Regions from separate parts of the Homo sapiens genome. Here regions 1 and 3 are each linked to region 2. The links are chromatin contacts, found by Hi-C or POLR2A ChIA-PET in ENCODE. All regions are on one chromosome and are shown on one strand. The core of a region is the stretch at or near the end of the contact, and the rest is flanking DNA. Distances in the headings are between cores, read along the strand shown.

The links. Hi-C counts contacts between places; a loop is a spot of excess contacts on that map. ChIA-PET counts read pairs that join two places held with the same protein, here RNA polymerase II (POLR2A). Pooled maps may share reads with other maps.
Region 1: a loop to region 2 is called in a map of naive thymus-derived CD4-positive, alpha-beta T cell, with 9 times the contacts of the local background. The contact joins two enhancer-like sites. A Hi-C loop is called at or near these places in 1 of 168 maps with a recorded cell type or tissue (naive thymus-derived CD4-positive, alpha-beta T cell) and 7 of 50 pooled maps. POLR2A ChIA-PET finds 5 or more read pairs at or near these places in 2 of 52 experiments (Panc1 and common myeloid progenitor, CD34-positive).
Region 3: a map of endothelial cell of umbilical vein shows a loop between it and region 2 (6-fold over the local background). The contact joins the promoter of ODAD2 here to the enhancer-like site in region 2. A Hi-C loop is called at or near these places in 4 of 168 maps with a recorded cell type or tissue (IMR-90, endothelial cell of umbilical vein, mammary epithelial cell and 1 more) and 14 of 50 pooled maps.

What each region holds. Positions count from the first base shown.
Region 1 is chr10:28,366,977-28,369,676 of GRCh38, forward strand. No RefSeq gene overlaps it. Among named protein-coding and RNA genes, the nearest start is that of MPP7-DT, 65 kb to the left of the region's middle. Within about 2 kb of position 1,360, at least 9 of the 41 ENCODE cell types and tissues checked have a DNase peak (open chromatin) inside an H3K27ac peak, as active enhancers do.
Region 2 is chr10:28,177,004-28,179,703 of GRCh38, forward strand. The region is part of intron 3 of MPP7 (MAGUK p55 scaffold protein 7); the gene reads right to left. Among named protein-coding and RNA genes, the nearest start is that of SNORD130, 100 kb to the left of the region's middle. Within about 2 kb of position 1,393, at least 6 of the 41 ENCODE cell types and tissues checked have a DNase peak (open chromatin) inside an H3K27ac peak, as active enhancers do; they include endothelial cell of umbilical vein, where a contact is called at or near this core.
Region 3 is chr10:27,997,795-28,000,494 of GRCh38, forward strand. ODAD2 (outer dynein arm docking complex subunit 2) reads right to left here and starts at 1,285. Exons shown (of 20, transcript NM_018076.5): 1 at 1,200-1,285.

The DNA of each region.
Region 1 (2,700 bases), core at 110-2,609, 190 kb after region 2:
TTAGGTGGAGCAGGCAAAAGAGGAGAGATTGGGCCCCTGGGAATTTGTACCGAGTCGCAAATGGCTCATGAGTTACTGAGAACCCTCACTGGAGAACACGTGCCTTGTGGAAACCCTCTTGTGATATAAGCAGCAGGGGCACCCCTGCCAGTTTCAAAATCGTGTGACAAATGGACACAGACCTGTGCCCCCCACTGTCAGAGCCTATCTGCTCTCTACAGGGGCTTCCTTTTGAAGAGTCAAGCTTCTTGCCAAGCTATCTTTCAGCCAAAAACCATTTTCCTCTAGTTTACAGGAAAAAGAGGAAGAAAAAGCCCACCCATCCTTTTCTGGGTTGATTATTTTCCATTTGAAATTAACGAGCTTCCCACGATGAAGCCAAGTTGTTTTGTTCGGATAATGAAATTGCATTTTTGCTTCACACGCAGCAATTCAAACTAACGTGGGCTCCAGCCATTTAGGGAACAGGTCCTTAGTATGGCCAGAAAGAAGGAATGCTACTGTTTTACAGAGATAAAAGTTACATTCAAATTCCTCTCTGAATTTCCCTGCGTATCATGGACAGACAAACTTACAGAGAGACTTTGTTTGTTTTTTGTTTTTTGAGACAGTTCTTTCTCTGTCGCCAAGGCTGGAGTGCAGTGATGCAATCGTGGCTCTCTGCAGCCTTCAATTCCCAGGCTCAAGTCATCTTCTCAGGTTCCCGAATAGCTGGGACTACAGGTGCAGCACCATGCCCGGCTAATTTTTTTACTTTTGTAGAGACAGGGTCTCACTATGTTGCCGAGACTGGTCTCAAACTCGTGGCCTCAACTGATCCTCCCGCCTCAGCCTCCCAAAGTACTGGCATGAGCCACTTTGCTTGGCACAGAAATACTTTAAATATTTACCCAGGATATTTCAAATATGAATCTGTACTTGACGTGTCTACAAGTGGCTGGCTAGTGTTTCCAAAGACGCACTGAAAACGTTGAAAAAATAAAATGGCGACTCCGGATAAGGTATCTGTCACCATGCTATGTTGCACAGAATGCTCACAGGAAAAGCCACACTGCTCTGTGACATTATGATCAAGGAACACGTGCTGAGTGGAGGCTCAGACCATATGGGCCTGTGCATATGGTAATCATTAAAGACTCACAGCTTACAAGAGTAACTGACAGAAAAAATATATATAGTGAGAGTCTCAGTGGTATAAATTCCTCTCTAGACCTCCCACCATATGGGGATATTTAAGTCAAAAGAATTAAGCATCAGAGCTAGAAGCTATTCCTGCACACAAGTAGAAACTACTTTCAGTGAGCAGAATCAGGAAATACGATGACTTGTCTACTCAGGCACATACTTAAAGAAAGTACCCAAACCGAAGGAACTAGAAAGACTTTCGCTTCTTTTGAAAAGAAGGGAAGTGGTGAGTGAGCTTCGGCATTCAGCCCCACCCAAAGAGCTCCCCAGACCTGGGCCACAGTGTCAGGAAATTGCAGCAGAGAGTTCAGAGAGACAGGACTAGGTCCAGCAAAGGAAAAATGATTAAGGGGTCAAAGACAGGGATAAAAGTGGCTTTTTTTCCCCAAATATTGAGTTGGAGTCTTTATTTTTATTTTGTATTTTTATTTATTTTTATTTTTTGAGACGGAGTCTCGCTCGTTAGCCCAGGCTGGAGTGCAGTGGCACAATCTCAGCTCACTGCAACCTCTGCCTCCTGGATTCAAGCAATTCTCCTGCCTCAGCCTCCTGAGTAGCTGGGATTACAGGTACGCACCACCACACCCAGCTAATTTTTGTATTTTTGGTAGAGACGAGGTTTCACCATGTTAGCCAGACTGGTCTTGAACTCCTGACCTCATGTGATCCACCTGCCTTGGCCTCCCAAAGTGCTGGGATTACAGGCATGAGTCATCCTGTCTGGCCAACTTGGAGTCTTGAATGAAAAATAAGAGATACATTTTCAAATTCATGCAAAGTGCAAGCATTTATCTTTGGTAAGCATGGGTTTGCAATCTGAAGAATCTGTAGATTTTTCAGGTGAAGATGAGCAGAGTAGGAAGCAAATATTGTACTTTGACCGATTTTTTTTTTTTTTTTTTTTTGAGACGGAGTCTCACTCTGTCACCAGGCTGGAGTGCAGTGGCACAATCTCAGCTCACTGCAACCTCCACCTCCTGGGTTCAAGCCATTCTCCTGCCTCAGCCTCCTGAGTAACTGGGACTACAGGTGTGCACCACCGCACCCAGCTGATTTTTTTGTATTTTTAGTAGAGACGGTTTCACCATGTTGGCCAGGATGGTCTCGATCTCCTGACCTTGTGATCCACCTGCCTTGGCCTCCCAAAGTGCTGGGATTACAGGCGTGAGCCACCGCGCCCTGCTGGCCAATTTGATTTTAAGCAAAAGGTTTCATTTTGTTACATACCTCACCGTGCTCTGGCCACATCCTAGAAGATGGTGACACCATAAGAAGGGGCCAGAACACATCCTGAAGCAATATACTAGTCACTGTCACCTTCACCCCCATGCCTCAGAAAGTAAATTTACACCCCACCAGGGAGCAAAATTACACTCACATACACAAAACATGAAACGCCGAAGCATCCTATTGTGGAAGTCAGTTTTAACATAAGAAGAAAAGTCTATGCCTTCAAGAAATATTTATTAGGGCTGGGCCCAGTCCCTCATGCCTGTAATCCCAACACTTTGGGAG
Region 2 (2,700 bases), core at 143-2,642:
TACCCTAGAACTTAAAGTATAATTTAAAAAAAAAAAAGAAAGAAAAGAAAAAAACAAGAATAATTGCAGTGGACTAAAACTCATCAAATATACAAAAATCTTTGTATTCATACCGATAGTAAAAAGAGTTCTGGCCGGGCGCAGTGGCTCACGCCTGTAATCCCAGCACTTTGGGAGGCCAAGCAGGCAGATCATGAGGTCATGAGTTCGAGACCAGCCTGGCCAACATAGTGAAACCCCAACTCTACTAAAAATGCAAAAAAAAAAAAAAAAAAAAAAAATTAGCCAGGCATGGTGGCGCGGCTGAGGCAGGAGAATCACTTGAAACAAGGAGGCAGAGGTTGTGGTGAGCCAAGATCACGCCACTGCACTCCAGCCTGGGCAACGCAGTGAGACTCCATTTCAAAAAAAAAAAAAAGAGTTCTTACTGATTCACTTTTGGAGGGTGCAAGGGCACCAAAACAACATTGTGAAAATTCGTAGATTAATTGTTCCTATATAAGCTGTATTTCAAAATAACCTAAGAATTGATAAGGAAAAATTGTTCTGTACAATGATAAGAAAATGATTAAATAAACCATAGCATAAGCGGTTGATGGATTACAATAATGCCACTAAAAATTATGATTACAAAGTTTAGTGATTAAAGATACGGATCTCTTCTCTATCCTAAGTTGCACTAAGATGATTTTTCAAATTAAAAATAACAGAAATGAGACAGAAGACTAGAGAGTTCAAAAATTTTTAGAAAAAGGAAGCCACCGCATAGAACCAGACAAAGTGGGGAATTGTTTAAAAGAGACAATTTGACCCAGGGAACACTGTCATGCTGGCGGATCAGGGATGCCAGGCATGCAGGTGCTGAAACCCTAAATACTGTGAGGGGCTCCTTTCCCTTGGCTGATCCAGAATGTCAAGCAGCCAGCCACCTAAGGCCCAGGCAGCAGATTCCAGGTCTCTCTGATGAAAAAACTGAAGAGCCATGGAGAAAAATGGCTCTTTATTCTGGGATTTGCAATCTCTCCTCCTGTAACCAACAGTAGCTGATTTTTCATCCTTTCCCTCTGAAGCAGAGTTTTTAAGTTCTGGCACTACTGACATTTTAGGCTGAATAGTTCTTTGTTGTGAGGGGCTTTCCTGTCTATCGCAGGATGTTCAGCAGCATCCCTGAGCTGTTCTCCTAGATGCCAGCAGTACCCCCTCCTCAAGTCATCACCATCAAAGATGCCTCCAGATGTTGCCAAATGACCAGGAAAGGCGAGAAGGAATCCAACTCAGTCGAAAACCACTGTTCTACAGAGATTCCACCTGTCACCAGGCCCTGCTCCAACACATAGATCTTCCAATCAGCTCTTTTAACAACTCACTATTAAACACAGGCAGACAACCAAGAATAAGCAGACATTTGAGGAAAGCCCCCACAGGATAAACACCAAGCAGGCAAAACAGGAAAAAAAAAGTCCCAGAGTAAAGAAAAATTGTGAACAAAATGAGGAGAATTGAAAATGAAACCGAAACCATTCTACTGAATACTCATCAACAAGCAGAGTAGCATGATAGTAAAAATGTAGAACTTGAGTCAGACCACCTGGGTTCAAGACCAGCTCTACCACCTAACTGGCTGTGTAATCAAAGTGGTACCTCATTCTTCTAATCTTTACAATGGGGTAAAGATTAATATCTATCTAAAGGGTTGCTGGAAGAGAGAAACAAGGTACTTAGAACTTTGAAAAGTTCATGGAACACAGAATCAACAAAAAGGGGGCTTTTGTTTTGTTTAATTATCCTCAGAAAGATTCTATAGTGTATCCATGGAATGAGACTAAGATGTTACAAAAAAGAAACAGAGACATTCTTCTCAAATGTACTGGAATTAAAATAGCAGCAGCGAATTTTTAAGATTTTAAAGAGAAATGTAGTAAAAGTTGAAGAAATCTCTTTAAAAGCAAAGGTAAAATCCAGAAAGGCCAATATTCACCTAAAAGAACTTCTAGAAAGATGGAAGAGGAGAAGAGCTGAGGGAAGGAAATTATCAAGAAATTAAAGCTGAAGAACAGATGTCTCCAGGACTGAAAAGGTCCATTGGATCCAACCATTACAACGACTGGGGTGCAGATAAAGAACTCCTTGCAACCCCACACTAACCTCATCACTGTGAAATTTCTCCTCCAACACACTCACACTGGTTAATTCTTCAGCAACTTTCAGATCTTATTTAACTAGATCAGTGATCAGTTCTTCAATAAAACTTCCCAGAATCTTGGAAAATACCCCCTTCTCTGCCCCTTATACACTCAAAGCACCAAAAACCTGTCCCTATCTCAGTAATAATTACACACTTACTCAAGTGATTACTTGAGTGTTGATTCCAAGAGTCATATGGTTTAAGACCACCGTGTCTGTTTTTCACCATTGCATCCCCATCATCTAACACAATCTATAATAACTATTTAAATACATTTTATATAAATGAGCCATATAATAAAATTACTGATTTCTTGGAAATATCATACATTAATAATAATAAATACCTCTACTACAGAGTTTCACAACTCATTACATGAAATAAAAAAATTTCACAAGTTTTTCGTACTGCTTTGGCCTGAATTTGCTTCTTTTATCTTTAACCCATCAGTGACAGAACTAAATTCTTTAAGCTAGGTCTCAGATGTCCCGAAGGAATGAGCACCACCTAGTGGA
Region 3 (2,700 bases), core at 35-2,534, 180 kb before region 2:
TTGCTCCCCGGTTTCTGCCCATTGCCAAGCTCTTTTGGCTTAAGAACCATAGTTAAAATGAATCCATGTAAATACACAGCACACACCTTTGAAGTAAAGAAAGTAAGTTTAAAGATTAAAAGGAAAAAAGTTTTGGTTACGTGTTTACATAAACTGGGATGTTTACATAAACTGGGAATCACTTAGCACTCATTTTTCTCTTTATCCAATAGATACCACAGATTGTTTTTCTTTCTAAAGGTCAATTTCAAGCTTCCAGCATCATTAGTGAAATGAAACCCATTCGGTAATCACATCGTTAACACTTAAACAGAAGCACAACCGAATTCTTTAGGGGGCTACGGAAAGGCAGCCATCAGCTCTGAGATCTATGAAATGTGGTTGGTAACATCCACGGGGAGTCCGCGCATACACTGCTTTCTGAGAATGCAGAAGTTACTCAGTAAGACCGACAGAAAATCGAACTTTTAGACATGACATGAACAGGGCCCTAAGTAAAACCAAAGCTAAGCCTAGTGTGGGATGACGGCCCCCACCAGACTCGTTACAAGAAGGGGGCGTCAGAGCTGAGACCCTAAGTTTCCAGGAATGGATTCGGTAAGGGGACGAGGAGGGAAGGGACGGCGAAAACCACGCTGGGAGCGGGAGGCAGAGCTGCAAAGGGCGGAGGAGAAAGACGGGCTGGGGGAAGGAGAGGCAGGGAAGCGGCGGGAGAAGTGGAGAGCGGATCCGGGAGGTGATGGGGCCGAGGTAGTGCAGAGAGGGGCGCAGGGACTGAGGAGCAGACGGTCCCCAACCTAGGGCCGAGGCAGGGTCTCGCGGGGAGGAAGGAGTGAGATGGGGCTGGGAGAGAGAAGGGAAGGGGGCGGGTCTTGGTCCCCGGGAGGGAAAGGGGAGCAGGCGAGAGCGGCAGCGGCGGGGCCAGAGAGCCGCCTCTGTTTCCCGATCCACGCGGGCGGCTGCAGAACCCCTGCGGGGGTGAGCGTGGAGACCCCCAGCCGCACTCACCTGCAGCACCCTGCCCCCCGCAGTCGGCGCCCGCCTGTTGCTAGGACGCGGGTCAACACTGCGCGCCCTGCGGCCGCGCACGCCGGCGCCCTTGTGGGAGGCCTACAGGGCCCGTGCCCTCCCCCGGGCGCCGCCGCCGCCGCCTTCCGCTCCCAGCCTCACCCGGCCGCGACCGCAGCCCAGTCCGTTACCCTGGTCTCGGGACCTCCGCGCATCCAAGATTCCCGCGGACCCGTTGCACCGTATGCCCGCGCCAGAGACGCTCTGCGCCCGCGCTGGGTTCCACCCGCCCCGGCCACCTGCTGCTTTCCGCTCGGCCCCTCCCGGGAAACACTTTTATTCAACTTTGCATCTCCCTTTCTCAAACACTTTTATGCAACTCCCGAGTGTGCACCCTAACTCACTCCACGCGGTGGGAAAGGTTGACTTTGACAGAGGTCGTGAGCAGTTGCGGGGTCGGCGGCAAGTTAGCAGAAAACTTAAAATGGAGCAGAAAGGAAGCAGAAAATATTCCTTAGAAACCCCTTTTTACATTTTTCCATAGGCTTCCAGACAAGTGCGTTGTATGTACCTGAAATCTTCACTGAGTACCCCCAAATAGCATAGGGCTTCTCCTAGGATATTTGAGGCTTACATGTTTCTCTCCAAAAAAACAAATATGGTAGAATACTCTGATACTCACCGGGAAAGCAGAAAGCGCTCTTCAATAGGGCAGAGGATCGGAGTGAAATGAAAACATGTCCCCCATCTCTTTTTTTAAATGGCCTTTACCTTTGTCCATTAAGATGGTTTTGACCCCACCTCTAGACACCCTACCAGCAAGAGCCCCAACTGGAACACCAGTGAGGGATAAAGGAGTGGGAATATTGAGGTGGGGGGGGATGGGGAAGAATGCACTATCTTGGGGTGGGGGGACACGGTGTTTAAGGACCAATGCCGGAGCACTTAGGATGATGGGGTGTTTAGGAATTAAAACTGGATTCTTTTCCGGATGCCAAAGAGGCAAATGTGGAATGATGTTAGGATATCACCTGTCATAATATTATACGGATTCAGCTCAAAGCAGAACCTTTCTGCAAACACGTAGGGATATGAGGTATAGATATTTGTCCTTTGTTTTGGGTTTTTTGGAGGGTGGGGGACGAAGTCTGGCTCTATCACCCAGGCTGGAGTGCAGTGGCACGATCTCGGCTCACCGCAACCTCTGCCTCCCATCTCGGCTCACCGCAACCTCTGCCTCCCGGGTTCAAGAGATCCTCCCCCCTCAGCTTCCTGAGTAGCTGGGATTACAAGAATGCGCCGCCATGCCCGGCTAATTTTTGTACTTTTAGTAGAGACGAAGTTTCACCATGTTGGCCAGGTGGGTCTTGAACTCCTGACCTCAAGTGATCCACCCACCTCGGCCTCCCAAAGTGCTAGGATTACAGGCATGAGCCACCATGCCTGGCCTGTTTTGGGTTCTTTTCTTCTCTTTTTGAAAGTGCGAAAGTTGTTAGGAATGGAATAGTTTCACCTAAAGGAGATACTACCTGCAGAGAAGCTTAGACTTGCAACCAGTGAGAAAGGGGCTTATGCTAATAGGTATACAGAGAAGCCCTTTTAAAAATGGGTGGATTACAGTCTGAGACAACAGCATCACACCTGTGGCGGTAATGCAGGTCACAACCTGGTGAGGAGCAGAGGGCATCCTTC